Linked DNA regions of Mus musculus: region 1 is linked to region 2. Evidence: chromatin loops called from intact Hi-C (ENCODE). Cell type or tissue: gastrocnemius. All regions are shown on one strand. Links, peaks and the distances in the headings refer to the core of each region. The heading gives the core; the rest is flanking DNA. Region 1 overlaps Arl4c (ADP-ribosylation factor-like 4C). Region 2 has its middle 54 kb from the start of Gm41912.

Evidence for each region. Hi-C counts contacts between places; a loop is a spot of excess contacts. Peaks named below come from ENCODE experiments on the same cell type or tissue, not always from the same donor. Only the 100,000 strongest peaks of a DNase experiment are listed, where the experiment ranks them.
Region 1: a loop joins it to region 2, with 1.9 times the contacts of the local background. A loop is called at or near these places in 2 of 42 quality-filtered maps.

What each region holds. Positions count from the first base shown.
Region 1 is chr1:88,683,981-88,699,300 of GRCm38, forward strand. It overlaps Arl4c (ADP-ribosylation factor-like 4C), which reads right to left. Exons shown (of 1, transcript NM_177305.4): 1 at 14,245-15,320. Among named protein-coding and RNA genes, the nearest start is that of Arl4c, 11 kb to the right of the region's middle. In gastrocnemius, for the core only: no CTCF peak of the experiment used is centred there; a DNase peak (open chromatin) is centred at 5,621.
Region 2 is chr1:88,616,137-88,631,456 of GRCm38, forward strand. No RefSeq gene overlaps it. Among named protein-coding and RNA genes, the nearest start is that of Gm41912, 54 kb to the left of the region's middle. In gastrocnemius, for the core only: no CTCF peak of the experiment used is centred there; DNase peaks (open chromatin) are centred at 7,590 and 8,435.

The DNA of each region.
Region 1 (15,320 bases), core at 4,471-6,970, 66 kb after region 2:
CCCCCCAAAAAAGGGTCACAACCCACAGGTTTAGAACTGCTGAGCCAGAGAGTCTGGAGCTGAGGTTCCTTAGGGGACACAGTCACTGATGCCTTCAATGGCAGAGCTTTGAATGCCACCAAATGCAGGAAGTGCCTGAGACAAGGAATTGGAATCAGAGACACACCCCAAGAGATTCCCTGGCTAGAGGAGAGAGGCCAAGCAGACTCTTGGATGGATTGGGTTGGGGGTGTGCTGTAGCTCCTTCCCTGAGATGGTGTCCTGAATTCCCAACAATGCTTGACCAATTGTGATGTCCACAGTAGAGAATTAAGAAATTCACAATAAACTCAGCCCAGACCTGAAAGGTGACAATGTGCACCGTGAAGAATGTATACCTTTTGATATGAGTTTTGACTCCTACAATCTCCATTTCCTTGAGATTATTGGGATACAGTTTCTGTACACTGTGCTCAGAGTGATTTAACTTTCAGTGTGAGGCATGGCTGGCTGGCTGTGATGGAGCTTCAGCAGAGGACAGTCAAAACAGGTTTGTCTGGTCATAAATACTTTAGTTGCTAGGCTCAGCAGATGCCGGTAGACACTTGCCCTAATGAGAGAGTATCGATTAAATTCTAGTTTGGAATCAGGACCCATAATTGCTGGGTTGAAGACTTGAGGGATCATGTTCTGTAATGAAGGCAAACTCCTTGGGAAGCTTCCATTTGACACCAACCCTCAGGGGTCAGTGGTTGTTATGGAAGTAGGTAGAACTAGAATTGGGCACAGATCTCCATGGTGGAGTAGAGACAAAGGGCTTTACAACTACTCCTTGAGCTGGTACATTCTAACTTCATCTTAAAATGCCCACCCCTTTCTTCTGATACCATCTTAGGATTGTGAGCCCTTCTACCCTTCAAATTGTTTCTGAACTGCATCACAGAAGGCAAACTGACAGGTGTTGCTGTCACACTTGTGCTGTGGGTTTTTATGTTTCCTGTACCATCATAAAGCAAGACCACTGTCAGTACACTATAGTGAGCCAGCTTTTGAGAACCGTCTTCTTGGTTCTCTCAAAGGATTTAAATTTAGGACACCCCAAGACTAAAGATTAAGTCATGTGTCTAGTGGAAGATATTCTGTCTTCTGTCTAAACAAACTGTGAAGCTGGAGACACAGTGTTGCTCTGGGCTCCATCATGGGACTGCTCAGGGTTGGGGGTGTCTCCATTAGTAGAATACTGTCACACAGGCAGTTAGATAGACCAAACTAGGCATTCCTGAGTGTGGCCAGGTGTTACCTACCACTAGTCTTTTAGGATTCCAGAACATTTGTCTCCAACACACACTTTGCTCCCTTCAGAGCAGTAGCTACAGACAGTAATGACCAGGCTTGCTCCACTCCAGACCAGTGAGTCTGTCTGAGGGATGGTGAAAAGTGTCACCTTTGTTTCTGTGACCACACATGACTAAACTGAGACGATAGGTTTTCAGTGATGGAGGCCACAAGTTATGGCAAACTCATGGGTGGGATTCAGGGGCAGCCATATCCCAGGCAGGGACCATGTTCAAGCGAGCAAATTAATCATGCTGGAAATGGGTTGTTACAAGAGCAGGATGGGGAACCTGAATATTTTATGTAGAAGAAAATAGCAGCCAATACAAGCATTCAGAGAGGTGCTAAGTGGGCTTCTCAGAGGGCATCCACATGCTGTAAAACCCTAGAGAACTCAGCACATAGGGCTGGGCAACAGAGTCCCTGGCTTCTTCCCAGCCCCTACAGAGGCCCTTGAGGATGCCACAGAAAGGAAAGGTCCATCCACAATCCAGGGTCTTTAGAATCATTTCACTATGGTCAAGAGATAGGCAAGCAGGATGGGGTGGTGGCATCCTGACTGTGATCACTGAGCCTAGAATGCTGCTGCCATTTGCAGGCTCCCAGGTGACTGAAAGTTTACAGCTCTCATTAAAAAGCTATGGAGTGCTTCAAGGCAGGGACAGGACTCAACCCAGTGTGGGCTAGCGTCCCAGGCTGCTGTTCCACAACACACATGTGGATGAGAGGCCAGCAAAGCAGCGATGTTTGGGGGAATCCACCAATCAACCCCCTCAAGGACTCTTGCACTACAATGAGCCACAAATCCTGGGGAGTCCCCCCAAAAGACACTAACCTCTGAGTTTAAGGAATACCTGAGGACTCCCATCTGTGGAGTCAGTACCATTCTCTTCTTTACTGAGACCCCAGCTTGCCCTTGGCTCCCACCCTATCACCATGCAGCCGGGACATATCTAGACCACCGTATCTGTTTTCTCTGCTGAAACCTTGCTACATTAGAGGACATGTCCACCCCTACCCCCATCTGTCTGATTATACACACATCTCCTACCTCCAAGATATCCCAGGATATCTTCCGAAAGACCTCTCAGGATCCTCTCTTCATAACACTATTGAGATCTGGACTAACTGGTTCATACACAAACTTGTGTTGAGATTAGCTTCTCAATGGAACCTTTCTTCTCCCTCATGAACAGATCTATGCCTTTCTAGAGATACGGATGCACCTTGAAGAGCGAGTGAATCTCCTAAGGCAAGATAAGTGACCCCTAGGGTCTGATATAGAACAAATTTATCTCTGATGTTTTAGCCTCTTCCACACATGTTCACTCACTGCCCTCATATGGGGGTCTCACCATGGGAACCCCTGCACGCTTCAGAGCCCAAATAATCACAGAGGATGGGATAATCCCCACACAGTGGGCACATATCCCACACAGGCTACACTTACGGCCAAGGCCAGAATGGAGTTTGTTATAGTGGTCACAGGAAGTACATGCACCTCACGAAGGAAGCTTTCAGTGGCCATCAGCATCCCCCACACTCTTTCATCTCAGTGCACTGAAGCTATAATTACCTACCTGCCAAGGAAGCCTGAGATGTAAACACACTTGCCATTTGTGTGGTACAGACCTTCGAGAGGCAGACCGAACCTTTAATAACAAAAGATGAAACCTTCCTGGAAGCATCTCTAAGCCCAGAGAACATTCTATGAAAAGTAAGATTAAGTTCAAGCAGGTGCTTGAACAAGACCTCTGAGGAGGAACTAAACACTGGAATTTGCGTGTAAACCCAAACTCCTCAGTGGCCACTGCTAGTGCCGAACAATAGTGGATGGCGTGAGTGTATGATACAGCCATGCCATTTACTGTGTCAGTGAATTAACTCTGACATCTCAGGGAAAGAACACAAAGGAAGGTTCCACCCAACCCATATTGCAGCCCATGACTCTCCAGCAGCTCCCAGTTCTAGAAGAGGCGACTGGGACTCCCTGCTGCCTCTTTCTTGTTCTTAGGTTACTAAAGTGTCCTCCAGAGGAAACCAAAGCACAGAGGAGGGAAATCTGATTCTCACTCACAAAACATCAACAAGAGACAACGAGCTGATGTCTAGATCCATGGGGGAAGCCCATGAATGTGCTGTGGGCTCTGAAAGGCTCTGTCTGGGTACAGACAGGCTTGGAAGGTACCACGAGAGGCTCCAAAGTAGGAGGATCAACCAACCAACCAACCAACCAACCAGCTTCCACCTCTCTCTAGGCTTGAATTACTGTGAGGCAGTGGAAGTCACAGCTACTAAGGGATGCACTGGAAATCTAACTCATTTTCACTATTATATGTGCAGCCATAAGAATACTAGGTGCCATGGCTGTTTTCTTCCAATGCCAGGTAGTAGCCAAGGCTGATGTCATATTCGCTTCCTGGAAATGGATGTCCATGCATCTTACACTTCCCCTCTAGTGTACAGCCATTTTCTCCCAGGTGAAACAGTCCTTTCTGGAGACTCAGGAAGGAAATAAAACTTATGAAATGTAGGAAGCTAATGAAGTATACAAGATGCCCAAAGTCCCTCGGAGGTTATACGACTGTAGTAATTACTGGGGAAAGGAGTCTCTCTGGCCATCCGAGTTCCCTGCAGGTTCAGCAGGGAACTCCAGGGATGCATCTTTTTAGTCATCAGCTGTGCTGGGTAGATTATTCAATGATGCACCTGCCCTTGAGTCACCCATAGTCCTTGATGTAACTATGATAAACCCGCCGGTCCAACAAACTCAGGCTCAGGTGGAATGTCTTCTCTGATTTGCCAATGCCCTATCAAGAGGGAATAGAAGTTTGTTCATGTCTCCCCAGGAGAAGTTCGTGCCTAAGCTGGAGCATCACCTCCCTTTCATACTGCATGCTGTGTATTCTAAGCCCAGCAACTGAAGGAAGAGCGGTCATACATCACACTGCATGCCACACTTCTGCTTTGTTTCTCAGTGTGTCCACAGAGCATCCTCAGCCTCACCAGGCACTCAGACTTGCAGACCTGTAGACCCTACCTAGACCTAATAAATGAGACCCAGTGTTTTAGTGTGATCCCTGGGGAATCCTCACTGCAGCTTGAAGAACAAAGACTTACAAAGTCCGCAATGCTAAGAGCAGTAGATTGGTGTCTAACTTTAGTGTTATTGATCAGAATTCTTCCGGAAAACTAGACAGGTGAGAGCTAAGACTTTAAGATCAAGACATAAAGGCCCAAGTGCACAATGGAGAAGAATTACTCAGAAGCTCCCAGGTCAGAGCTGCTTTCTTAGACTGTGTGTCCCTGTTAGAAATATTCAAGCCCTTTCATGTGACAATGAGCCTGAAATTAGGGTCAGGACCCAGAGCTGACTGTAAGATAGAATGGGATGGAATAGTAAGATCAAAGAACTATTCTGTAACTGACACCTTTCACATTCCTAGGAGTGTAAAATCCTGTGCTCAGAAGGATGAAACAGAAGCTGGAAGACAGTGATGTAGCTCGGTTGGTAAAGTGTTTACCTATCATACACAAGGTTCTAGGTTCAACTCCCGGCACCACACACACTGGGCATTGTTTGTCATTTCAAATCATGACTCCTTAGGGTGCCATCTTTTGGTTTTATCTACAATTCCAAAGTCGGAATCTACAGCAAGCATCTTTGCAGATAACCTCTGGTTTCTGAAGATAGCTCCAATCACATCCACATTCTTTGTCTAATTTTAAAGTGAGCATCTTTTAGAGATGCTTCCATTTTTAAGTGGCAAACCTATACAAAGTTAAATGACTTCTGTTCAACTCAATGGTTAGTGAAAATGTCCTGGCCAACAAAGGAGACAACTTGAGGTTTGTAAAATTGGGTTTTTGTTGCCAAGTGACAAAAGTGTCACAAACTTATTCTGAGTCCCTTCCCAGCCAGGTCTGGCTTGCTCTGGGAGACGGATGGCTTGCTTTTCTATATTGAAGCACATGTTAGTATACAGTAGTTTGCAAGCTCAAGACCAGAGTTTCAGAGAGGACAGCCTAGTGAGACTCTTAAAATAAAATAAAAAGAGAAAGGAAAAAAGAAGAAAAGAAAGAAGACAACAGCATAGTCTAAGGGCTCAGCATTTATCTGACAAGAGTGATACCTAGAGTTCAATCCCTAGGACTGGAAAGAAAAGTCAGAGACTCAGATTCACTGTAGAGTGATTATAATAGGAAAAGGCCATGAGCTGGACCAATGACTGGTCTGCAGTCAACCGGCTGTGTCTGTGTAATAAAGTGACATATGGGTACATGGAAAGGCCACCACATGAGGACCAGTGCCAAGCTGTCACAAGTATAAGAGGCTGTAGAGAGTAACAAGCCTAATTGTTTGTCTGACCCCACCTGGCCCCTGCTCTCCCTCCTTGAGTTAATTTCGTGTCAGGATCCTGTCCACACTGTGATCTGACTTTACAATCAACCTTCATTTTTTTTTATGGGGAGTAGACAGACTTTCTATTGCTTCTAAAAAAATAATAAGTCAGTCATCATTTAATAAATTATTAGTCCTAAATATCAGTCAGGGATGCATTGCATTCCATGGTTAGTAAGGAATAAATCATATTCAATCCCCTGTTCAGGGGCTTCCCTTCTAGGAGGGAGGGGCAGGCAGAGTGAGTATCCTCAGAATTTCTTTTTTCTGTTCACTGAAGCCTGTGACACTGCCGGCTCACACAGCAAAGGAACTCAAGAGCCATGAGACACATCATAGTTTACCTGGTGGCTCAGTGAAGTTACCAAGGCCTTTATGAGGAGAGACAGGGGGACACGGTGCCCAGAGAGGCAAGGCAACTGTGTTTGAGGACCAGGTCATACACTGCTGAAGGCTGGCAAAGAGGAGAGAAGATTCTTGTATGGCCTCCAGAAGGAAATGACCGGAACTCCAAAGCCAGGAGGTAGCCAGTGCGCATTGTTCCAAGCCTCCAGGGCTTTGTGCAACTGCTCACAGCAGCAGCTGGAAACTGACATCTTGGAGAGAGAAAGCAATGGAACCGGGGCTGGCTGAACTGTGATTATGAGTCCAGTAGAGCAGTGTCCCTGGTGAAGAGGGCAGGGGAGAGAGGGCAGGCCACATTCTAAACTAGGAGGCTGGGAAAGGCAAGGGAGGTTGGGGCGAGGATCCAGGAGGGACCAGCTGAGCAGTCACCTGTAGCAGAGACTGGGAAATGGAGAAGCTAGAGGAAAGATAAAGAGTGAGGGTCTTCTGGGCTTGGCTGATGTGACTTCAGGACACTGGGGTGGGGTGGGGGATGGGGGGATGGCTGTCCTCATTTCAGGGTGTTGAGAAGCCTCTTGGCTTCTGCCCGATAGGTGCACAGAGCTCCCCTTAGCTGTGATAACCAAATAACGGCTCAGAATGTTGCCATTGTTCATGGGGGACAAAATACACTTGCAAGTAAGAGCTATTGGGTTAGATAGTACAGAGTATAATGGTGAGGCCCTCAGGGCGCTGTCCCAAGAAGCCAAGGCCGGTGACTTTCCAGGAAGGAGAGGCCTTGGCATTGGCGTCCAGGGAACAACTGCAAGGGAGCACACTAGAAAATCAGCCCAGCCAAACTAGGAATTGTGCGAGCACTTCAGAATCTCAGGTGTAAGCTGTGTACACTGGATTTGAGGGACACCAGCCTGGAATCCCTGTGCTATGCTGACTTTCTCAGTTGCAAGGTGGTAGGCACTCCTCCCATCTGAGCCTATTCATGGAAGCCCAGCGCCTGTGTAGGAGAGGGGCCGGTGGAAGGGGTTCATTCTCAGCTTAGTAGAAAGACTAGCAGCCTGGCCCCCAGACCCTCTCTTGTTATCCTGGATTGGACATGTCTCATGGGCCTTCACGTGTTGAGGTCGTACCTTTCCACTGGATTGGTCTGAATTGTGTCACATGACACTTCCTAGGCAAATCACAGATTCATCCAAATCTCCCCTAAAACTGGAAGAGGATCGCCTTCCTTGAGCACATGGTACATTGGCAGAGGGAGGGTGTGCTCCAAGCAAAGTCCATGTTTCCTAACACATTGGTGACCAGGTGCTGATGTGTGTGTGTGTGTGTGTGTGTGTTGGGGGCACAGGGAGTGTGATCTCAGTCTCCTTCTGAGTTAGGCCAGAGCTGGCATAGACTATTAATATTCACCCATCTCAGGGTCTCCAGCCAGCCAAAATATCCAATATTGTTGGGAAGCACTTGGGGCTGCAACTCCATGGGGGTGGAGAGGGAGAGGGAGAAGGAGAGGGAGAGGGAGAGGGAGAGGGAGAGGGAGAGGGAGAGGGAGAGGGAGAGGGAGAGGGAGAGGGAGAGGGAGAGGGAGAGGGAGAGAGAGAGAGAGAGAGAGAGAGAGAGAGAGAGAGAGAAAGGGGCTTTCCTGAAAGGCTGCAGTGTCAGCCACCCAGTTACTCAAGACTCTTCGGTTCCACACCTGAGGTTACGGCAGGAGGGTGGAGACTGGGAAAGGCATCAAACTTAGATTAGATTAGATTTCTTAAAGAAGAGGCCAAGTGACAGACTACAAACCTCTTCACAGCAGGACTATAGGCAAGGGACAAAGCATGCGCCAGAGAAGCTCAAGATCTCCAAATCCAGAGCCCAGACATAGGCATATGTGCATAGTCAGCCCATGCAGGCTCTCTGCCCCCCTCAGCAGAACTTCCAGCCTTCCCAGCTCTCTAGCCCACTCCCACTCCCAAGAGTGTCTTTTTTTCCTCAATGAGCATCTCTATGTCTACCATTACTCGTATGTCCCTGGTCCAATTGTTCACTCGGGGACACAGAGAATCTGGAAATCTCAGCAGGCGTCCTCTGTACTCCAATCCACACCTGTAACAACAAGGTAAGGTTGTAGCTGAAGGGGCCGTACCTCCAAAGGATGCCTGGAACACTTAACAGTGGATGGGTGGGTGCGGAGTACGGAGTGGGGGTGGAGAGCAGTAGGACTTGGAGCCAGCAGTTGTGGCTGCTGTGCTGATCCTGAATTCCAGGAGTGCTGTCCATATTGGGTGGAGGGGGGCTCAGAGCAGGACAGGGGAGATGGAAGAGGATTGCAGGTTAGCACAGAGACATCTGAGACCTCCCTGATGCTGGGCTGGAGTTCTTCCCATAAAGCATTGTGCTTTTGGGGAACAAAGCACCCCTGGCTTATGCTGAGACAGGTGGCTTACAACCATGAATTTGACTCATCTAACAACTGGATCTGTTTGGTACAATGAAGGATGTCTCACACTGGACTCGGGTGTCTTGTTTGATAGTTCAGGCCTGACTCACCAGCTAGAGTGGCAGTAGTCTGAGGTCAAGAATGGGGTCAGAGAAGCCATCCTGGCACCCCTGCCCAGCAGGGTGTCCCCGAAACAGCAGGTGTCACAGTGTTTGTGAACATTATTTTTAGCAGCAATTTTTAAAATGTAATGGATGCATCATCCCAGCACAGTTCAAAATGACACAGCAAAGCAAACTGTCATTTTGTTAACAATGGATGCAAACCTGTATTTATGAAAGAGGCTGTTACAACCATCATGACCGTGGTGACTTCTAAATTATACATGGATATGGTTTGAGTTTGCGTGAGACGCCGGCAGTTGAAATTAATTGCATGTGAAGTTAGCGTTTAAGGAAATGAAAATAGTCCTGGGGAGCCACAGAAAGAATGGAGATTATACAAATGACAGACAGAGAGAGGCTCACTTCCCAATAGTCTCCCTATGGAAACTCTAGCTATAGGATGGCTCCCAAAGACTCACAAGGAGAGATGGTTCCATGTGAGTAGTCCCCTGCCTCATCCTTTCACCGAGTCACCAGTTTTCCTTCCTTTTTTTAAGATTTATTTTTACTTTTAAACTTTATATGTGTGCCATGCTTGCGTATGCCCAGCATACTCAGAAAAGGGTACTGGATCTCCTGGAGTTGGAGCTGCAGGTTGTGAGCGGCCTGGTGTGGGTGTTGAGAGGTGAGCTTGGGTACTTTGCAAGAGCAGAGTGCGCTCATTCACTGAGTGGTCTCTCTGACCTTCACTTGTCAGTTTTCTGATCAGTGAACATGAGACAAAACATTGAGGCTATCCTGAGAAAGAGGAGATTCTGCAGAGGAGGGTCAGTCAGTACAGGGGAATTTTGCACCCCTGTAGTTGCCTTGTGGAAGGGAAGCAAGGCCATAGCATTTTCTCAGTGGATAAATTAAATAACTGAAATAACCCCGGGCTGGTCAGGAAGGGATCAGAAGTTCTGAGGGGGTCACCACACATCCCCAAGACCTGACCCATTAGTTACCAGGCCTGGTGACCACTGGCAGTGTCTAAGCTTCCTGGATGAATCAGGGGAGAGTCCTTGACACAAGTTTTGAGTGTTCTGAGTGGAACACTCAAACTTGCTCCAGGATAGGCCCTGACACAAGGACTGTCTTCCTCTGACGTGGCATGTGTCCGTTACGAAGAAAAAGCAGACACTACATCTGGGGCCCAGCTTATGGCCAGCATCCTGGAGAGGACTAAAGGTGGTCCTCCCGGTCCCCGGGTATCACTACCCTTTATCCCTGCTTCTCTTTGGGAACCTCAGCTTTCTTGTACTACAGACCCTTCCTGGTGTAAGAGCAGCCGGTGTGTGGAGCCCAGGATGCTGCCGGGTAGAAGGGACCCAGAGTTTGAGCTGGGCCCACCCTTCCTAGAGACTGATCTCAAAGCGTATAACCTGAACTTCTCCATGCTTCAGTTTCTCAACTTGTGGGTGCAGGTTCAGTTAGCTAGGACACCCAGCTAGCACAGTCAACATTTCTTCAGGGTAGCAACGACCCTCCTGATGTTCAGACAAACCCCACTATGCTGAAGGCTGCCATGATGGCCTTAACTCTAATGGAAAATTACAAATGTTCTTGCCCTTCCTAACTCTACCCTGTGCTATAGCCCAGCTGGAAGCTTCCCTTGCTTTAGGTCGTTCTTTGGTACCATATTCTCATGGGGTGCAGCTTTTGCCCAGAACCATTGGGAGAAAGCTGTGCTGAACACACAGCGCATTCGTTCTTGCTTCTAAAGTTGTAGGAACAGCTTGTGGTTTCCTCTGAGACCTGCAGCTTACAAGGTCCTCTTATACACCGAGAAGCTCCCGCTCTTGAGTTCAGAGCTGGCGAGGGACAAATACACAAAGATCCCCAGCCATCTGTGACCATTGGAAACTGAGAGAGAAGTAGACACCCAGGAACCAGGCAAACCAGGGAAGAAACTCCCCCGCGGGTACAGATTCATGGCTTGCTCTCTCCCTGGCAGGTGGGAGCTGAGTCACGGGCAGGAGAGTGATGCCAGGATGCAGGCACACACAGGTTGTTCTACAGGCTGCAGGGAGGCGGTGAGATCCAAGGACATGGAGATCTGGCTTTGCTCTCTTCTTACCTGGTCACATACGAAGCCGGCATCTTCTGCTCTTGGACACTATGTCGTCCTTCTCTGTTACCAGATGGTGACACAGAGGCACTCTGTGATGTTGCTAACAGGATTGTTCAAAACCTCAAGCCCATGGCTGGGTGTGGTGGTGCATACCTTTATTAGCATAACATTCTGCAGGCACAGGCAGGTGAATTCTATAATGTGAGTTCAAAGCCAACCTGGGCTATGTAGAGAGGTACATAAAAAAAAAAAAAGAAAAGAAAAGAAAAAGAAAAAAAGGAAGGAAGGAAGGAAGGAAGGAAAAATGAAAAAGAAAAAAAGAAAGCTTAGGCCCTGGAGCATAGAGACAAGATGTCCATGGTCTAGCAAACAGGCCCTCCTTAGAAGTGAGAACTGTAGCTTTTGCAGAAAAGCTCAGGTGGGGAGACTCAGCAGGGCCCCTGGACCCAAATCATTGACTCAGCTGTCTAGGGTCAGGGACAGAACATTTGTGGTTTCCTTTCTGGAAAACACAGGGTGGACAATTTTCCAGCTAAATGTCACAGGCGACGGGGACTCCTTAAGAATCCATTCCGGCAAGGTTAAGGTTGCAGAAATGTAAGTGAAGGGTTTCGCTCTTCGCTTATTTTGACTTCCTTATTTTTAGTCTTATAGGGACAAAACAACCCCTAAGTCCGTTCTCAGCTATTTTGAGGGTTCTGTCACTTAAAGCAGCATTTTCGGGTTTCGGGTATAAGCCAGTTTTGAATAATTAGCTTCTGGAGTGATACAGTTGATAAAACCATATCCTGACCAATTTTTTTCATTTTCTAAAATGTTTTTTTAAATTAGATATTTTCTTTATATACATTTCAAATGCTATCCCAAAAGTTCCCTATACCCTCCCCCCACCCTGCTTCCTTACCCACCCACTCCCACTTCTTGGCCCTGGCATTCCCCTGTACTGGGGCATATAAAGGTTGCAATACCAAGGGGCCTCTCTTCCCAGTGATGACCGTCTAGGCCATCTTCTGCTACATTTGCAGCTAGAGACACGAGCTCCGGGGGTACTGGTTAGTTCGTATTGTTGTTCCACCTATAGGGTTGCAGATCCCTTCAGCTCCTTGGGTACTTTCTCTAGCTTCTCCATTGGGGGCCCTGTGTTCCATCCAATAGCTGACTGTGAGCATCCACTTCTGTATTTTCCAGGCACTGGCATAGCCTCATACGAGACAGCAATATCAGGGTCCCTTCAGCAAAATCTTGCTGGCATATGCAATAGTGTCTGGGTTTGGTGGCTTGTTATGGGATGGATCCCTGGGTGGTGTAGTCTCTGAATAGTCCATCCTTTTGTCTTAGCTCCAAACTTTGTCTCTGTAACTCTTTTCATGGGTATTTTGTTCCCTATTCTAAGGAGGAATGAAGTATCCACCCATTGGTCTTCCCTCTTTTTGATTTCCTGACCATCTCTTAAAACGAGAGACAGAACCATATTCATCATTGTGTCCGTGTCACATGCTACAACCCTAACCATTTCTGTGAGGTTTTCTCAAGGCAGTAACTTGGAAGAATGATATTGATATTTTGTCTACTTTCATTTTAACTCTCACCCATTTAATGGAAAACAAAACATTTATGATCTAGATGCCCGTTTTAACACACTTATCACTAAAATGAATTAATGTGAGTGAAGTCATCTGACTAACATCTAGGGAATACTTACTATGTGCTCAACCTCAGGCTAAACATCAGCAATCAGTAAATCTACCCATTGCCAGAAGGGACTCACAACCCAGCAGTGTTGGGTATGCTCAAAGAAAGGAACTAGAGAGCCACCCACTGTAGCCATTCCCAGCTCTGAGTGACAAGGCTCTGGGACGGCTGGAGATGCTTGACTTCATTCCATGCTCTGTCTGGGGCCAGCAGCCTGGCTATTGGTTGCTCAAGGATGCCAAGAGGGATGGAGCAGACAGACTAATTAGCAACAGGCTAATAGAAAGGCCAGCAATCTGATGAGTTATTCACACTCTACACATGGCAGTTCTCGCGATTAGTAACTAAAAGCCCAGGGGCTGGCGAGAGGGCTCAGTGGGTGTGAGTTCTTGGTGCACAAGCATGCACACCTGAGTTCAAATCCACACAATTCAGGCAAGAAGCCGGGGATGGCTGAATGTGCCTGAAATTCATGGGAATAAGATGAAGCGTGACAGAACAGGACATCTGACATCTTCTTCTGGGCACACGTGTGTGTACCTACCCATGCACAGGTGCACATAACATACACACATACACATACTCTGAAAACAACAAAGGGGCTGGTGAGATGGCTCAGTGGGTAAGAGCACCCGACTGCTCTTCCGAAGGTCCGGAGTTCAAATCCCAGCAACCACATGGTGGCTCACAACCATCCGTAACGAGATCTGACGCCCTCTTCTGGAGTGTCTGAAGACAGCTACAGTGTACTTACATATAATAAATAAATTTTAAAAAAAAAAAAAAAAAAAAAAAGAAAACAACAAAGGACTCCTCCAAAACAAAAACAGAACCCCAAAGCTACTGAGCACTTGCTCAGGACAAGTAGCCTGAGCACTCTATCTGTATGAACAGCTTATCTTCCCGACAACTCTTGAAGCTTCCATTATCTTGTTTTACATACAAAGAAACTGAGGCTTCCCGGTCAGTGAGATTCAAGAAAATCTTGGGTCCTCAGGAACTTTAGTATCACACAGCTTAAGCTGGTGTTGAACCTGACCTGCAGCAGATGACCTTGAACTCTCGATCCTCCTACTTCAAACCCCCAAGTTTGATGGCAAGTATGACCACACCTGATCTACACAGTGCTGGGAATCAAACCCAGGCCTTCATGTATGCTATCCAAGCACCCAGCTGACTACATCCCCAACCTTAGAACCAGACCTGTTCTCATTCCAGACTTAAAGCTATGAAGGCCTCCTCATGCCTCCTCCGTAACTATTAAGTTGTAGCTGAATGCCTACAAAGGGCTCTTATATGCTCCTCATTGCACCTTCCAAAGCTTTCATTGATTCCCACCCCAACACTTGTTCTTCAAAAAGCGAGCCAATTCTCAGCGACATAGAGCATGGCGTATATCTGTCTGCCTGCAGTATCCACTGGAAAGGAATCAAATCCCAGAGCTCTTCACTGGGTTCAAACGAGAGGGACAGGGGCAACAACCCTGACACTGGGCAGCTTTGTTTACTGTACCGTTCCAGCAGTATGAGGCTCCAGAGTAGTGGACAGGTAGGAGTCTCAAAGTGTTTAACAATTCTGGATCATTCAAATAACCAATAGTGCTGTAGATAGGCAAGGGCAAGACATGGAAGGAGGGAGATGACACAATAGACAGGCATGAGTGGCTGAGCCTCTGCATCCACCATTCAGGGTGGACCCAGACTTCAGCAAAGCCCACACCAGACAAGTGAGGCTCTGGAACTCACTAGAACTCAGATAACACCTTACGGTCCACTCCCTGGTTCCATAGAGGCTTGGAAAATGAACCAAGAAACCTGAAAGAAAAAAACAAATCAACAGAAAACGCCTCCAACTGTTTGATTGTAGAAATAGTTTATTTCTGTTCACAGCATCATATATGCATTATAAAAGGGGAGGGGGGAATGGAAACAGAGAAGAGAAGACAGAATTACAGGGAAACCAAAACCGGAAGCCAGGGGTTCCAACACCGCCACAGAGTATGTGAAGAAATAAGCTCTCAATCCAAACTGGCCTCCCTGTGTCTATCAGAAACCATTCATTCCAAACCTTGCTCAGGGAGGCCGAATTCCTCTACGGGAACCCAAAGGGCAGAAGTGTCACTAGGAACTCCCCCATGGCACCACCACAGTGATGTTTACTGGGCTATGTGTTGTCACAGATGAAATGGGTATTTCATTAGGTCAAACGTTACAGAAATCAACCGAGACTCTTTTTAACTATTTGCTGATACACCACAGGGCTTGACTTTACTGCACAACTACTAACAGTCAACTGCACCCTTAAGTATTGATCATGGTTTGGGGGGGGGGCATCACAAACCCATCCCAAGCCATTGTTCAAGCAGGCCAGGATCGGACACTGACCTGGAACACAGGCATTGTGAGCACAGGAAAGCTACATTATTTGGCATATGCAATGTCACAAAATAAATATATTATTCTCTCCATATCGTGGAACTACCAAAATGTCAAAGTGCTTAAGAAATTGTGAAGAAAATAAAAAGGTGGATTTTTTTTTAATAATTCTATACAGAATCTTCAGACCATGGGACCAGCCACGGAGAAGCCAATAATCCACAGTTGCTGTGTAAACAGATCCTGCAGGCTGCTAACCACTGCTTAGCTCTGTATACAAAAAAGACCAGTAAATTGGAGGGCTATCAAACACACAAGAAAGGAGCATGGGCCGCTAGATTTCAGCTTTCAAAACAATCTTCTAAGGATCGGGTTTCAAGCAGGAAGCCATGATTTCTGCCTATGGTTCTTAAATTGACTCCTAGAGTGTCAAGGACAATAGGGATGGGCTCATATTGTGACCAACTCCGTGCTCATTCACAACCATGGCTTCCTTTGCACAGCAATGTGTTGCCATGGAGGGAAACAAAAACTCCTACCCTAAAACATGGATTCA
Region 2 (15,320 bases), core at 6,345-8,844:
CAGCTGAAGAGCTGATGTTTGACGAACCACAGGTGAGGGCCAGCTGGCCATGCCCTGGCATGAGTGATAAGGGCTGACCTCTGAGAAGGGGCAGATGACCTACCCCAGCCTCTGGGTTGACAGACTGCAGGGACCCGTGTGCTTATTCATCTTTGATGTACTTTGAAGAGGATTCTCCTTTGTGTGTCTTGATGAGCTAGGCTAGAGGAACTTAGCTTGCATTTTGAAAGTACAGCTTGGGTCTCAAGGGGATGCGCACAACCTGCTAGAACTAACATATATCCAGGAGGGCACCCCAACCCTCACCCCTGCAGCAGACAGAAAAGAGACCAGGGGAAAGAAGTAGATAGTTGCTTCTTAGCATTCAGGCCACCTTTCTAGACGTGAGGAGTTGGGGTTCCTACTGCAAACAGAAGCAAAAGAAAACAAAACAGGAAATAAAACCAAAACATAGAGCTTCAACCAACAGGCAACTTAGTTGAGAAATATCCTTGAACTGGATATGTGTGTTGGGATAGGGGCATATTGGAAGGTAACCTCTCGGAGATGAGCCAGAGTGACTGTGGAGTGGCACTTAAGGGTGTGTACTAGCTATTCTTCCTGTTGTTGTAATGATGCTCTGACAAAAGTCATTTGAGGAAGAAAGGGTTGATTTTGGCTCACAGACTGTGGATAGCATCCATCATGGGGGGAGAGGGGTGATCACTGCACCAGGAGCATGAATAAATAAATACCAAAGAAGAAGAATTAATAAATCAAAGGATATGGGCATCTCTCAATCTTTATAATTCTGAATCTTGGTTTTTCTGTTGCCTTCCAATACAACATTATCCCAACACACACATCTAGCTAAAGGATATTTCTCAAGCAAGTCACTTGCTGGCTGAGGCTCTGTATCTTAGTTTTCTCTCCCGATTTTGTGATAAAGTACCCTGACAAAAGCGACTTAAGTGAGAAGGGGTTTATTTGGCTCATGAGTCTGTGGTACAGCCCTTTACGGCAGAAAAGTAATCCATCAGGACGGTGAAGCAGCAGGTCGCAGCCAGTCAAAAGCAGAGAACAGTGGATGAATGCTAGTGTGCAGCTCACTTTCTTCATTCTTATGCAATCCCAGATCTCCTGCTTAGGGAATGGTGCCACCCCCCAGTAGCGTGGATCTTCCCATCCCAATTAATATAATCAAGATAATTCACCACAGACCAGCTCCTCACAGGCCGACCAGATCTAGACAATCCTTCACGGACACTGTCTTCCCAGGTGACTAAAGATTATATGAAGCTGACAAAGCTGAGTACCATATGCCGAGATACACATTTCCCCCAGCCTATTGTGAAGGTGCAGATGATTTGGGGGCCTCATTTCTTTCACGGCTATGGAGAAATGAGGACTAAATCCAAGGAGAAAAAAAAAAAAAAAAAACAAACCTTAAAATTTCAGCCAGGAATGACACATTAATAGTTCTGCTCAGGTTTCGTTGCCAAAGAAAATCACATCTCCAAGATTCTTCCCAATGGGGTGGGGTACAGACTTCACTCACAGAAGGTTCTAGATCCACAGGAGATGGCAATAACAAGAACCTGTCCCTTGGTATCCACAGGGAAATGGCTACTTACTATGAGGGTACTGTGACCCACAGATGTTCATATGAGATCCTGTAGCATTTACGTATAAGTGGCATTGCCTCCTGCCTTGTTTTAACCATTTCTAGGTTATGTATGATACCTAATGAGGTGCAAATGCTTTAAGGATAATGGGAATAAGATTGAAAAGAACATGGCTGCGCATGTCAAGAGCAAGTGCAATTCCCCTTTCAAAACAATTGCAAAACACAATTAGTTGAAGCTTCAAATAAAGGATCCAAGGATGGGGGAGCTAAATATATGGGCTTTAGATGAGAAAATACAGTGGTTTGAATAGCAATGTATTTATAAGCTCATGTATTTGAATGCTTAGTCATCAGGGAGTGAAACTTTGAGCAGGATTAGAAGGATTAGGAGGCGTGGCCTTGTTAGAGGACTATGTCACTGGAGGTGAGCTTTCAAATTTCAAAAGCCCCACACCAAACCCCAGTGTCTGTCTGTCTCTCTCTCTCTCTCTCTCTCTCTCCTTTCCCTCTCCCCCCCACTTCCTCCTTCCCCCCCTCCCCCTACCTCTCCTTCTCTCTCCCTCCCTTTCCCTGATGCCCATGGATGAGGATGTAAAGCTCCCAGCTATTACTCCAGTGCCATGCCTATCTGCTGTCTGCCATATTGATCATGGGTAAACTCTTTGAAACTGCAATCAAGCCCTCAATTAAATGCTTCCTTTTATAAGAGTTGCCTTGATCACCGCATCTCTTCACAGCAATAGAACAGTAACAAAGACAGGAAGAAAAGATAACAACAGAGATTAGTAGTGAGAGCAACCTGTAAGCAGCCATGCTTAGAGTCTAGAACTGGAAGCCCTTCCACCCAGGCTTTAGTCCCCTAACCCTATCTATTACTCCAATAGGATTGACTATTTCCCTTCGGATTGAAGATCTGATCTCACATCTGTTGCCTTTATCTGGGCTTCTACTCTATATTCTAGGGTCCTCTTGGAACTATTTGAATTCTACCTGTAAACAGGACCTCTGTGCCTTCCTGCAAAACCAGAACAACTTGTGCCCACAAAGCATGGGTTCATGTCCACTTCAACCTCAGAGTCTTTTCTGGATCCTAATGTGGATGTGGTTGACTTTTGTACCCAAGACCTTCGGAGAGATAAAAGTCTCCTACCATGATCCTCAACTTGCCAGCCTCTATTACCTCATCATTACGCTACTACAAGATACCAGCACAGCACCTAGCTAAAGGTAAAAGAAGGAAAGATGCCCTGCTAGTCAAGCCATGCCCCAGTCACTCTTTGAAAGTGGGTGTGCTGGAGAGTTGCTGCCATCCAACACTAGAGACTGACAAAGGACAGAGCACACTCTAGCCCCATCCTTGCGCTTGTCCATTATCTGTGGACTGTTGGGGAAAGTCTACATTTGTTAGCTGCGAACAGGGAGATCCATGCAAACAAACTTTCTGGGTTTACTTGGTCCTGGCAGCCAAAGGTACCCAGAGAAAAGAAATGAACATGTAGACCTGTCTTCCTTAGGGTTTCCATTGCTGTGAAGAGACACCATGACTCTTAGAAAGGACTACATTTAATTGGGGCTGGCTTAAACTTTCAAAGGTTCAGTCCATTATCATCATGGCAGGAAGCATGACAGCATGCAAGCACACATGGTGCTGGAGAAGCTGAGAACTCTACATCTTGATCCAAGGCCAGCCAGGAAAGACTGGCATCCTCAGGCAGCTAGGAGGAAGCTCTCCATCAGTGGAGCCTGAGCATAAGGGGAGACTTCCATAGCCCACCCCCACAGTGACACACTTCCTCCAACAAGGCCACACCTCCTGGCAGTACCATCCTCTATGGGTCAAGCATATTCAAGTCATCCTAAGACCAATACAGACTACGTTGTGAGAGCACACACCTGTGATCACAGCACCTGGGAGGCTGAAGGATCACAACAAGCTCAAGGTCAATCGGTTGAATCCATAACATCACAACCAAAAACAAAACTTTGAAACAAACAGAAGAATGAATTCTTTGCTTTGCCCCCAAAACAGCAGCAACAACAACAACAACCCTCCAAGGTCTTCTTTGACTACATAATAAATTCTGGACCAGCCTGGGGTATCAAAAAATAATACAATCAAACTCAACAACAAAAACCCCTTTATACATAGCATAACTTAAAACAAGAAAAGAAATCTAGCAACCCAGAATGTGAGAAAACAGGCAAGAAGCAGCTGCCCCTCGCAATGGCTGTCTGCTAGTATTGTGGAGACTTTGATTCTGATTTTGTCCATAAACTTCATGAGGTTTAAATATTCATTTACATAAACTGATTCAGTTTGTCTTCTGGCATCAGTAGGCATTCCCCATAAGCTGGCCTTTAATGACCAGCTCATTTTCTTGTCACAGAAAGGATCAGAAATGCTCTGTAATTTCTTTAGCCAATGCCTTATGACTGAATAGGTGGTTTTCATTTTTAGAGTGATCATCAATACAGCATAACGTTTTTTTCTGTATTTGTATTGTTGTATAAACACAAGCCTGTGGCTATCTGACTCAGTGCAGTGTGAGTAAAGCAGTATATTTGGTGTTTACAGTATGCCTAAGAGAATGCCAACTGTTTTCTAGAGCATTTGGAATCTGTGGGAAGAGCCACCTCTCAAGAGAGCGTGACACAATGTAACCTACATTGGATCATGTTATAACAATAAAACTTGGGAGACTTACAACTTAGACGGAAAAACCATCTTCTCCCCAAGGCTCAATGGTTAAGAGTATTTGCTGCCCAAGCATAAGTTTGAATCCCCAGCACCCATTAAAAAGCCAAACAGGTATGCATATGCTCACTTGTAAGCCAAGTGCTGTATGGGGTGGAGATAAGAGGGTACCTGGGGCTCCCTAGCTACCAGCCTAGCTTCAGATTTAGTGAGAGACCTGAACTGTTTTGTACACTAAGCAGACATGCTCTTGTTTGCAGTTAATGTAGCCCCTTGAAACATCCAGGGAACATCTATCATCCCAGGCTGGTCTGTGTGCAGTCATTCAACTGAGGAGCTTAAGCCAATACTTGGCAGTTGCCAGGGTTCCTCCTACAGGTGGGAAGGCAGAGCAGGGCAGCAGCTTCTGTTAATCACCCCTGCCCTCGCTTTTTGGTCTAGCCTGGCCTCATGGCATATTTCCTGGGAATTGAGCCTCTTTTCCTTTTTGATTGGTGTGAGCAGCCTTTGCAAATTGCAGTTTTCCTGATTGCTTAACCCATCCTGGGCTATTGCAGGCTCTTCGTTGTCTCCCAGGGAAACACTTATCTCCCAGTATTTCCTGCACTTTCCTAGTAGCTAACTCAGGAATTCAAAGATTTGAGAAAAATGTTTTCCCCAACAGCTGTGTATTTGAGACATGACTGAGTTCTGTTTTGGTGGTGGTGCTGGTTTTTTCTTTTTTACTAAAACCAGATGAAAATCAGCTCTGTGCAATGAAATCACCTTCCTCTGCCTCCCTTTGGGTTGCTTGATAAAAATGCAGGGTATCTGAGGGTATCTAGTAAATCTCGATTTCAGACAACAGCAAATAACTTTTTTGCAATCTGAGTAAGTGTCAAACATGCAATTCCTCTTCCTCTCCTGAGTGAAGAGTCTTTGCCTCTGGTTAGAACCACCCATCTCAGAGACCACGCCCACTCAGGGCTTCAGGGCTGATGTAGATTAGATAGATCAGAATCAGCTGGACACAACAGCTTGGCAGATGTTTCCCTCTAAAGACAGGATAATTCTATGTCAGAAACCAAAACACCAGTGGGCTTAGTTTAAAGGGGTGAGTGCCTGAGCACACTAACCAAAACTGGCCTGTGTTATTTGACTGCCATCTCTTTCCATGCCTAGATTGCTTGGGTGATGTGTCAGATTGGTTGGGTGGTGTGAAACTTTGACATGAGTGACTCCATTTTGGTCTTTGGAGGCCTGCAGTAGGAGTTCTGTCTGAAGCAATGGCCTCACACAAGTCTGATTTAGTGGCTCCGTGATAGCTGCTTGGGAGCTCATGGAGAGAAGATGGTAAAGGTGATCCTCACTTGGTGGTGGACAGGGTGTCCTCTTCAGTGTTGGGGCAGGAGGACGAAGAGAATGATTCTCTCTTCCCCAGGTTTGCTTCTCAAAAATTCACAGGCACTGATATCAGGCAGAAGGAGCATGGAGAATGGGGGCTGCTGGCAAGGCCAGAAGCAGCAGGAAACTGAACACAGCCAGCTGTGCAGCCCGAGACGTGTTCTCAGAAACCTTAGGTTGGTGGGAGCCAGGATTCTTAACACAGAAAAACAGACCTTAAAGTGTGAAGTAAAGTCATTTATTATGAAAAGTGAGTTTGGTTGTTTTGTTGTGCTTTGTTTTGAGACAGGGTTTCTCTGTATAGCCCTCAATTTCCCAATTTCCTGGGAAGAAAATTGTTTTAATATGGATTTAAGAACAGGCTGTGGGCTGATGAAGAATTAAGGGAAGGACAGCTGTGTACCTCAAAGGATGGAATGGAGTGTGGGCTCTCTCTCTCTCTCTCCCCACGTGTATGTGTGTGTGCACATGTGTGTGTTGGGGGGAGGAGCTTCATAAATCCTAGCAGATAGACAGACTGACAAAGAGATAGAATTTCTTCCAGTGTGCTTTGATCATATCTATCCTCTATCCCCAACTCCTCAAAGAGAACGTGGGTACCAGTATTCAAGAGCTCCACGGGAGCGCCACGAGGCAGGAAGGTGATGCACCAGGCACAGTGGGTCTTCTGAAAGTCGGTACAACATTCCTCCCAACTCCACTGTTTTCAGATGAACATACTGCCAAAAGGCTCCCAGCCTGAACAACTAATGTGAAGAGTTGGGTACATAGCACTTCCTGCTTCCCCACAACACCCAAGCAGGTGCAGAGAGGAGATGACGTCACAGAGACAAGAAAGGTCATGCAGGCAAGCACTAGGTTTTTTGTATCTATAGGTGACAAAAAATATGTACACACATCCCTCCTCCCCTCTCTCTCTGTCTCTGACACACACACACACACACACACACACACACATGCACACCCCTGGGTCATGCAACTTTCAAAGCCTATTTCCATTGTGGTTCAGTGATCTGAATTTACTTGAGGATAGATCTTTTGTCTATTTTTATACATAATTATATAACAGAATCATTTAGCTCCTTGGGAAAGAAGATCTGGGAATTGCTTTTTACCTGAGAGACAAAACAAAAACAAGACAAAATGTCTAAATGTTATAAAAATTTATCCAGAAATATCATGCTTGTATTCGGTATAGTTTTCTCAGTAGAGTATACTCCCCCAACCCTTACCTAAATCTGTGTTCATTGCACATTCCATATAAAAATGCTGTGAGTGGTAATTCCATCTACATGTGGCTATCGGGGCTGCCTTTTAGCTGTGTGAAGTTCTATCAGCCCTATCAGAATGCAGAACAGGGAGTAACTAGAGCCGGGACCTGAGGGAGAGGGATACGGGAGCTGTTTCAGAGCAGGCTTGGCAGGCCTGAGCAGCGTGCACAGTGGCTGGCTGCCCATCCGATATATATATCGGTGACTGTGAATTCAGGGAAGAGTGTCCCCAGTCCCCAGATGTCAGAGATGGCGATGAGGAGGTGAGAGGTCAGAACACAGGCATGCTCCTGGGAGCATACGTCTGAGATGGCCATCTGCGTGGCTTTGAGCACGTGCAGAATGGCTGTAGTTTTGTTCTCCCACTGGGATGCAGGAAGAGAACGCATCCTCTGGACCAGCTCAGCATCTTACAGGAATACTTTTCTCATTATCTAGAGGGTAAAATGTATGACTCCGGTTCTGTTCCGCTGTGACTGAATGTCCTTAACAGAAGGATCTTAAAAGCAACAGGCCAGCTCTCCGCCAGCCAGGAGCACCCAACTAGTAGAGATTTTACCAGAAATTATGAATGCAGACCACTGATTGTGCCCCTGGTGGTTCCAGCCAGAAACAATTACCCACTTGGCTCATTAAGACTACTAACAAATGGCCAATTGTCTCCACAATCAGCCATGAGCAGGGACGGTTGCTTGTGACTATGAACCGGGGACTTTGAAGACAGACTGGCAATGGTAGAAAAGAAATTCAAATTCAGATGCAGAGGGATGGGCTGTCTTTTCATTTGGGGTTCTCTTTCTTTAGGAAAGGAAGAGGGAGCTGTGAGGGGGTATTTAAAGAGACGGCTGCCCAAGTGAACCTGTGCTATGCCCAAGTGAGCCTACCCAGCTCTCTCAAGTCCTGCCATTCCCGATGAGAGAAAAAGCCCCGAGTTATGAAGATGTGTGATTGGTTTAGACAAAAGCCACTTTCTTATGTAGCCTGGAGGAGGGGAAGTCTATGTTCCTGACCCTTCTGGAAATTTCCTGAGGCCTGCTGTAAGAGTAACTGAGCCCTGGGGCCAGCACCCAGTCTTGCTGCACATGTGTGAATGCAAGGCAGTAAAAGGGTTGAGGTGTGTGATTTCTTAGTCTGGGATTTGACTGCAATCTTACCCGTTGTTAGTTTATAAGCAACAAAAATATGTTTCCCACACTTCTGAGGGCTGGGAGGTCCAAAGATCTGTGTCCGGTGAGGGCTTGCTCTCTCTGCTCCAAAATTCCAAAATGGCATCGTCCATGTATTCTCACATAACAGAAGGAACAGACAGGGGTTCTATCACAACTTTTAGTAGGTCTTGGCTCCCTCATCACCTGACCACCTCAGAGAGGTCTTGTTTATACTCAAGTAGGCTGGACAGCCATGGGGAAAGAGAAGCCGTGAGGCAACTATGTTACATGGAGCCACCCCAAACTAGCTAGAACCAACATGGGTGACCCCGATGACCCCTGACCTCTGACCCCTGACCCTGCTTTGCTTCATTACAAAGGTGCGTTAGCATTTATCTGCCTGACACTATGACACAGCCAGAAAACCTCATATAAGAAACAGAAAATGCGGAGTGACCCTATTCTAGAAAATCAGAACCCATTCCTGGAATTCTCTGTCCCTTTTCCCAATCCTTGAACTTTGAACTTTGCTCTTTGGACCAACTACCACAAATCTGGCAGCTGGGACTCTTCTTCGAGAACACTGTATCAACCCCGACATGTGCACAGCTGTCCTCTGAAGTACTTGCCTCGGTGGTAGCACCAGCATTAACCCTGTTATCAACGCCGTCTATTAAACTGGGTGCTGAGGCCCACAGGTAACTGCAGCACTTTCAGGGGAGAGGCAGGAAAATCAGAAGTTTGCAGTCATCACTGATGGCCTCCAGTTCGAGGCCAAGCTGAGCTGCTTGGGAGCCAGTCTCAAAACAACAGCAAAACAACCACAGCTTAAAACCATCTTCTCACAACAAACTCCAACTGTGCTTCACTGGGGCTTGTCCTAAGATTATCTGTGGTAGTTTCTAGAAAGAGCTCGGGTAGCATCAAGCTCTGTCTCCTGCTTCTGATGATGATAGAGGGATTGGATTTTATCAGGAATTCCAGAAACACAAACATTCAACCATGGCCCTTTCCTCCTACTCTTCATGTGAAAAGCCTGGCTGTTGGCCCAGACACCTCCCTCTTGCTTCCTGTGATGGTGTTGAGCTTCATTTGGCTCCTGGTTCCCCTGATTTCCTAAGGTCATGGCTGTATCAGCCTATTTCCCATGGTGACACCCAAGAGCCTATGTAGCTTTTGTGCAGACAGGGTGTGCCCACTGTCAAGGGCAACAGGTGGAGGCTGGCCCGTTTGCTTTTGCAGAGATACACATGACAGCAGGCATGGGAAATGAGAGCAGTGATAACAAAACCAAAAGTGAAGGGAGAAATAAGATTGAGAGAGAGAGAGAGAGAATATATCCTGGTTTAGAAGTTGGGAGTACCCCCTTGCTCACACTGACCCTTCAGACACTCTCATCTCCCATCCTCAGATCTGATTGACTTAGCCTAATACCTAAGGATTGATGACAACTGAAATATTGATCATGCCCCAAGTATTTACACCGTACAAAGCAGGGACTTGAGTACCCTGGCTACAGACGTTCACAACAGTAGTCATCTAGACAAGCCAGTCCTTTCAAGTGTCTACACTAAATCTCATAAATGTAAGCATGGAACCTGAACCTGGGTGTACTGGTCTCCCGGGGAAACAGATGAGGGTATCACCCTTGTTGGATCTCCTGGAGCTGGTGTGAGATGGACAACATGGATGTTGGGACTCGAACTTGGCTCATCTGGTCTAGAAGAAAAGGAAGCATTCTTAGCTACTGAGCCATCTTTCCAGTCCCCACGCTGTTTTTATAATCAGAAAACACTGATCAACATGGATGGTGAAGAACGATTTAATTTTTATGTGTCTGTAGTAAAAAACTGTTCTGAAGGCAATGTTTGCCACTTGTTGTAGTTTGAAGTCTAGCTCTCTCCGTTGTTGCTTGAAGGGGAGACTTCCTCACCATCTTGGATTATCAAGAGACAACTTCCTTTTATCAGAGGATTTCCCTAAACTCTGGGAAGGACAATGGTCCAGTGTTAGGGTTTTTACATTCTGGAAAAAAAAGCATGGCGGCAGACCCCACGGGTACAGAGAGGGAAGGTGTGCGTTGTGTTGTCAATCGGAGACTCTGGGTTTTTAGGGTGTTGACCCTATGTGCTTGAACTGGTGAGTTTGGGGTGGGGACCAAGTGTGCTTGGGCTGGTGAGCTTTGTAGGTGCGTTGCCCAAAACAGCACCTGCTCTGACTTCAGGGCTGATGCTCAGGGTTAGTTCCTGTGGGATGCTGCCTGGGAAAACAGTGGGGATCACAAGGCTGAGCAGCCTTTCAGCTGTTTTCCCAGTGAGAGAAGAGCAGTGTCAGAGATATGCTTTGATGTGGTAGAATGAGTGTGTGCCTGTTAGCACCTTTTCCAGGGCCGTGTGTGTGTGTGTGTGTGTGTGTGTGTGTGTGTGTGTGTGTTTCTAATGGAGCAAGTACTTTGAATCCCAAGGCCATACATGCGAGAAACCTTAAAGTCCTTACAGTCTCTGCTCTTTTATTAGCATCCTGACCACACTCTTAAAAACCAGTCTCAACACTTCTTCTTAAGGCTTTCTTGTGAATTTCTTTTAGGTTTTACAGAAATAAGAGCTTCATTTTGCATTTACATGTAGTAGTTGGCCAGTCCTTACAGTCTCTGCCTCTTTTATTAGCATCCTGACCACACTCTTGAAAATCAGTCTCAACACTTCTTAAGGCTTTCTTGTGAATTTCTTTTAGGTTTTACAGAAATAAGAGCTTCATTTTGCATTTACATGTAGTAGTTGGCCAAACTATTTAATGAGCACATGAACATTGTCAGGACTAAAATGTAGTGGCATGTGTCAAACCCTAGCTAGCCATCAGTCAGTCAATCTAGAAAGTTCCGAAGGAGGCCATCTCACTCTCATGGTGGATAACAAAGTCTTATGCAAGGGCCACTGTGACCTTACACAGAAACACTTCTGCATGGACATCTAACCAACAACTGCCTGTTAACCTTAGACCAATGCCAGCTTTTCACCCAAACTTGTAGCTAAGAATTATATTCAAACAATCCGTGTGATCCTTCTTGTGCTGCCTTGAGAAAACGTCCTCTTTGAATGTGCTCACAATATGCTCCAACACGTGTAATCTCGTTGCAAACATGTTCTCTCCCCTCGTTGTTGTGTGTGTGTGTTTGTGTGTGTGTTTGTGTGTGTGTGTCTGTCTGTCTCCTATTCAGTTTTACCACAACAACCAAGGCGGCTAACATATGTAAGCAGTCTGGGAATCAACTGGGTCTCGGAAGATTTATTAGAAAGCCAGCCTCACACCTCTAGTTATGAGTCACACTGAGTGTTCAGGAAACCTGGAAGGTGCTGGCTCATCCAGCAAAGACGGTCATAGGAAGAGAGTCCCACTAAACACTCCTTGTCAGTGTTCAGGGGACAAACCAACTTCTCCAGTGCTGACCAGCTGTGAGCAGGTGGGGCTCACGAGACCCTGAGTCCGTGTCCCTGTCCCAGTGCTTCACTGGCCCTGTGCTTCACCTGCTGAAGGAGAACCCTGACCTCGTTCCCCAAGGTCTTCATTGCTGGGGATTGCCCATCAGTGTCTCCTGGGACTGTTCCTGCTTCTCGTTCTGTGCTTCCTCAGCACACCCAGCATGCCCTGGTCTAAAACAAACAAACAAACAAACACCCACCCACCAGATTTTTCTATTTAGTTTGGTGGCCGCCAAATGCTAGCTTCTCTTAGTATCTTGCCCTATTTTGGCATCATTTTAAATGACCTTTGCTCCAGTTTTTCACTCTCCGTTACCTTTTACCCTGCATCAGAACCACTGTTGTTATCAAATACTTTTCTGAAAGTTGTAGCCAATCCAACCAGGTGTAACTCTAGAAGGGAAGTAGACATAAGTGACCAAGCTTATGCAAATTAGCAAGACTGGCAGAATCGTGGTAAATGAAAACAACAACATATATTTGAATATATGTGTGCACGTTTAAATGTTAGGTTAAAACACATATTTTTCCTATGAGGCAAAATGATCACCTAAAATATTATGTTGAGAGCAATAAACCTGGGGCTGGGGAGATGGCTCAGCAGTTAAGAGCAACAACACTATACCTGCAGTAGGTATAGCTGAACTCAAATATGTCTCATAAGAGCAGAACTCTTCACTGAGGGACGGAAGAAGGTTTGGATTTTACGATAATGAATGCTATGACTTTTAGTGGCACTACACCCACTCTTTCCACAGAGGCCTTTTCTGGAGCGCTGAAGCCCCAGAAACTTTAAAACTTTAAAAAATCATCTGAAAACGACAATGGAAGAGGCTGACTCCAAAGCATCCACCCCCAACAGTACATGCAAGACAGGGATGGGTTCTGTGGGCATTTGCTCAGTGGCAGGTGGATGGAAAAGGAGCAGACAGTTCCAGACAGAAGCAAGTATGTGGACAGTGGAGGATGTAGTTAAAGACAGATCCGAGGACCAGTCAAAAGGCCAACGAACGGATGTCACACAGCTCTAAGCTCCCATTCCGTCTTCCCGTCAGGCCTCTCCAAGGTCACTCATTCTCTCTTTCTCTAGCAGTGCAGCGATCAGCACCTTGGACTTCACCTCCTCCACCACACAGTTTCAACCCAAACCCCACCAGCTAGCAGGCAGGTGACCCTGGATGGGCTGCTCAGTGCTACTGTTTCCACGTTTCTATGTTGATGAAATAAAATATATATAACTTCTAACTCACCTTGCTAGGTCCAAATTTAACAACTGCAAGAGAATTTAAAAGGCTGACATCTGTAAAGCATTTAAGTCACTACCTGAACCCAGGAAGAACCATGCAAATATTAGAAATTAGCTGGGCAGTACACACGCTTTTAATCCCAGCACTCAGGAGGCAGAGGCAGGTGGATCTCTGTTTAAGGCCAGCCTGGTTTACAAAGCAAGTCCCAGGGCAACCAGGATTACACAGAGGAAACCCTGTCTCTAAAACAAACAACAACAAAAATGAACAATTTTACCTCCTGCCATTTCTTTTTACAGAGTCTTATATAGCCCATGTTGGCCTCAGATTCCCTTACGTAGCAGAAAAAGAAGATAAACCCCTGATAATTCTGAAGTGGAAATTTACAGGTTCTTTTGAAAGTCAGTTGTGTTGGATGGTGGTTTGCTGGGGCAAACACGTGAAGAAGTGTTTTCCTGAAGTGGACATGGGTGAAGGAAGCGTTTGGCTGAAGCAGACACAGGTGAAAAAAATGTTCTGCTAAAGCAAACTGAAAGAACATGTGAGAAAGGATTCACTCGTTTATTTACTTACTTACTTACTTACTTACTTACTTAGGTGGCTGTAGAAATGGCGTAACCATTAAAAACACTGGCTGCTCCTCCAGACAACCTGTGTTTCAATACCGGTGCCTACACAGCAGCTTCCAACCATCTGTAACTATAGTTTCAGAGGATATGCTCTTGGTTTCCATAGGTACTGCAACATGGTGCATATACATGCACACATGCACAAAACACTAGTACATCCTAAAAGAAAAGTAAGTATCTTTAAAGATTTATTTTTTTTTATGTGTGTGGGTCCTGTGTGTCTGCTATGTGTAGATGTTATGCCCCCAAAACACCAGAAAAGGTGTTGGATCTCTTGGAGCTTGAGTTAGAGGTGTTGGTTGTGAGCTGCTTGATGTGGATGTTGGGGACAAACTCTGGTCCTCTGGATGAGCAGAAAATAGTCCTAACCACTGAGCTTCCTATCAGTCCAGCCTAGCAGTAGACTGTCTTAATGCTAAAGGTAGGTGGTACAAATGGGAAATAACAGTGTATAAGACTCTGGTGGTTTAAAGAAACAGGGCACAGGAACACAAAAGCCCTCCCCCAAAACAGTGTGGACTTTCTGAGGATTTTCTGCACATTCCTGAATTTCCCCACGGCCACTTTGGCTGCTCTTTTTCAGACTCTGTGGCCAAATCCTCCCAGTGTTATCTTCCCAGTGGCCTGTCTCCCACCCCTTCCTTTCACTCTGGACTCTTTTGTCCTTTTGTGGGGATACAAGACAGCCTCAGCAGGGAGAGACTAGAGGCTGCTCATTAGATTCTCTGGGTCAGAACTGGCAGTGTGTGGCCACCCTGCCCACCCAGACTCTCTAATCACAGCACTGCCTCGTCCTCAAAATGTCTAGAGTGACCTTTCCTGAGTCCTTTTAAGTTCCAGCCCCAAGCATAATTAATAGGTGTTCTGTTGTGGGAAAGGGGGACTCCCAGTCTGTGGTCACCATCCATGGCATGCCCAGAGTGTGGCTCCCTCTGCTTTGGCATGAGATTCAGGCACCAGTCTCAGCCACTGCACCATTTGGAGCTCTGCAGCCCAGCCTGAAAGCATCCTTTCTACCCTTCCCCACTTTATAAAAAAAGATTTTATTTATTTTATGTATATGAGTACACTGTAGCTGTCTTCAGACACACCAGAAGAGGGCATCTGATCCCATTACAGATGGTTGTGAGCCACCATGTGGTTGCTGGGAGTTGAACTCAGGACCTCTGGAAGAGCAGCCAGTGCTCTTAACCCCTGAGACATCTCTCCAGCCCTCTACTTCCCCTTTTTGTGCTGCAAGTTCCAACAAACCTGGGAAGTCCAATGGCCTCCTAAAGGGCAAGTGTTGACCCTGGTGTTGGAAGAGCTTGCTTGCAACACAGCCAAGGTTCAACTAGAATGGTACATCTGTCCATTCATCCAGGGAACCTGGCCTCATAAAGGTGCCCTGCTCTGAGCTCCCCAGGAGGACAGTGGATGGATTAGAGCAGTGGCCCTCAACCTTCCTAATGCTGTGACCCTGAAATACAGTTCCTCATGTAGTGGCCCACACAACCATAAAATTGTTTCGGTGCTACTTAATAACTGTAATTTTTCGACTGTTGTGAATCAGAATGTAAATATTTGATATGCAGGATCTCTGATATTTGACTCACTAAGGGAGTCGAGACCCACAAGTTGGAAACCATGGTGTTATAGCGTTCTCGTCCCATGTAGTGGGTTACAAAGAAACAGGAGACTTCCTGGCTTACCTAGAGACTTTCTGCAGGTTCTGGGCTATAGTATTCTCGGAATCCTTCCAGTCCCAATGAGACTATGCTGTTGCCTCCAATTTAGAGATGAGGTTTTCAAGAGTCAGGAGCATGTGAAGACATGGGCCTAGTAGAAGAGGACTAGACCAAACACCCATCATAAAGTCCCCA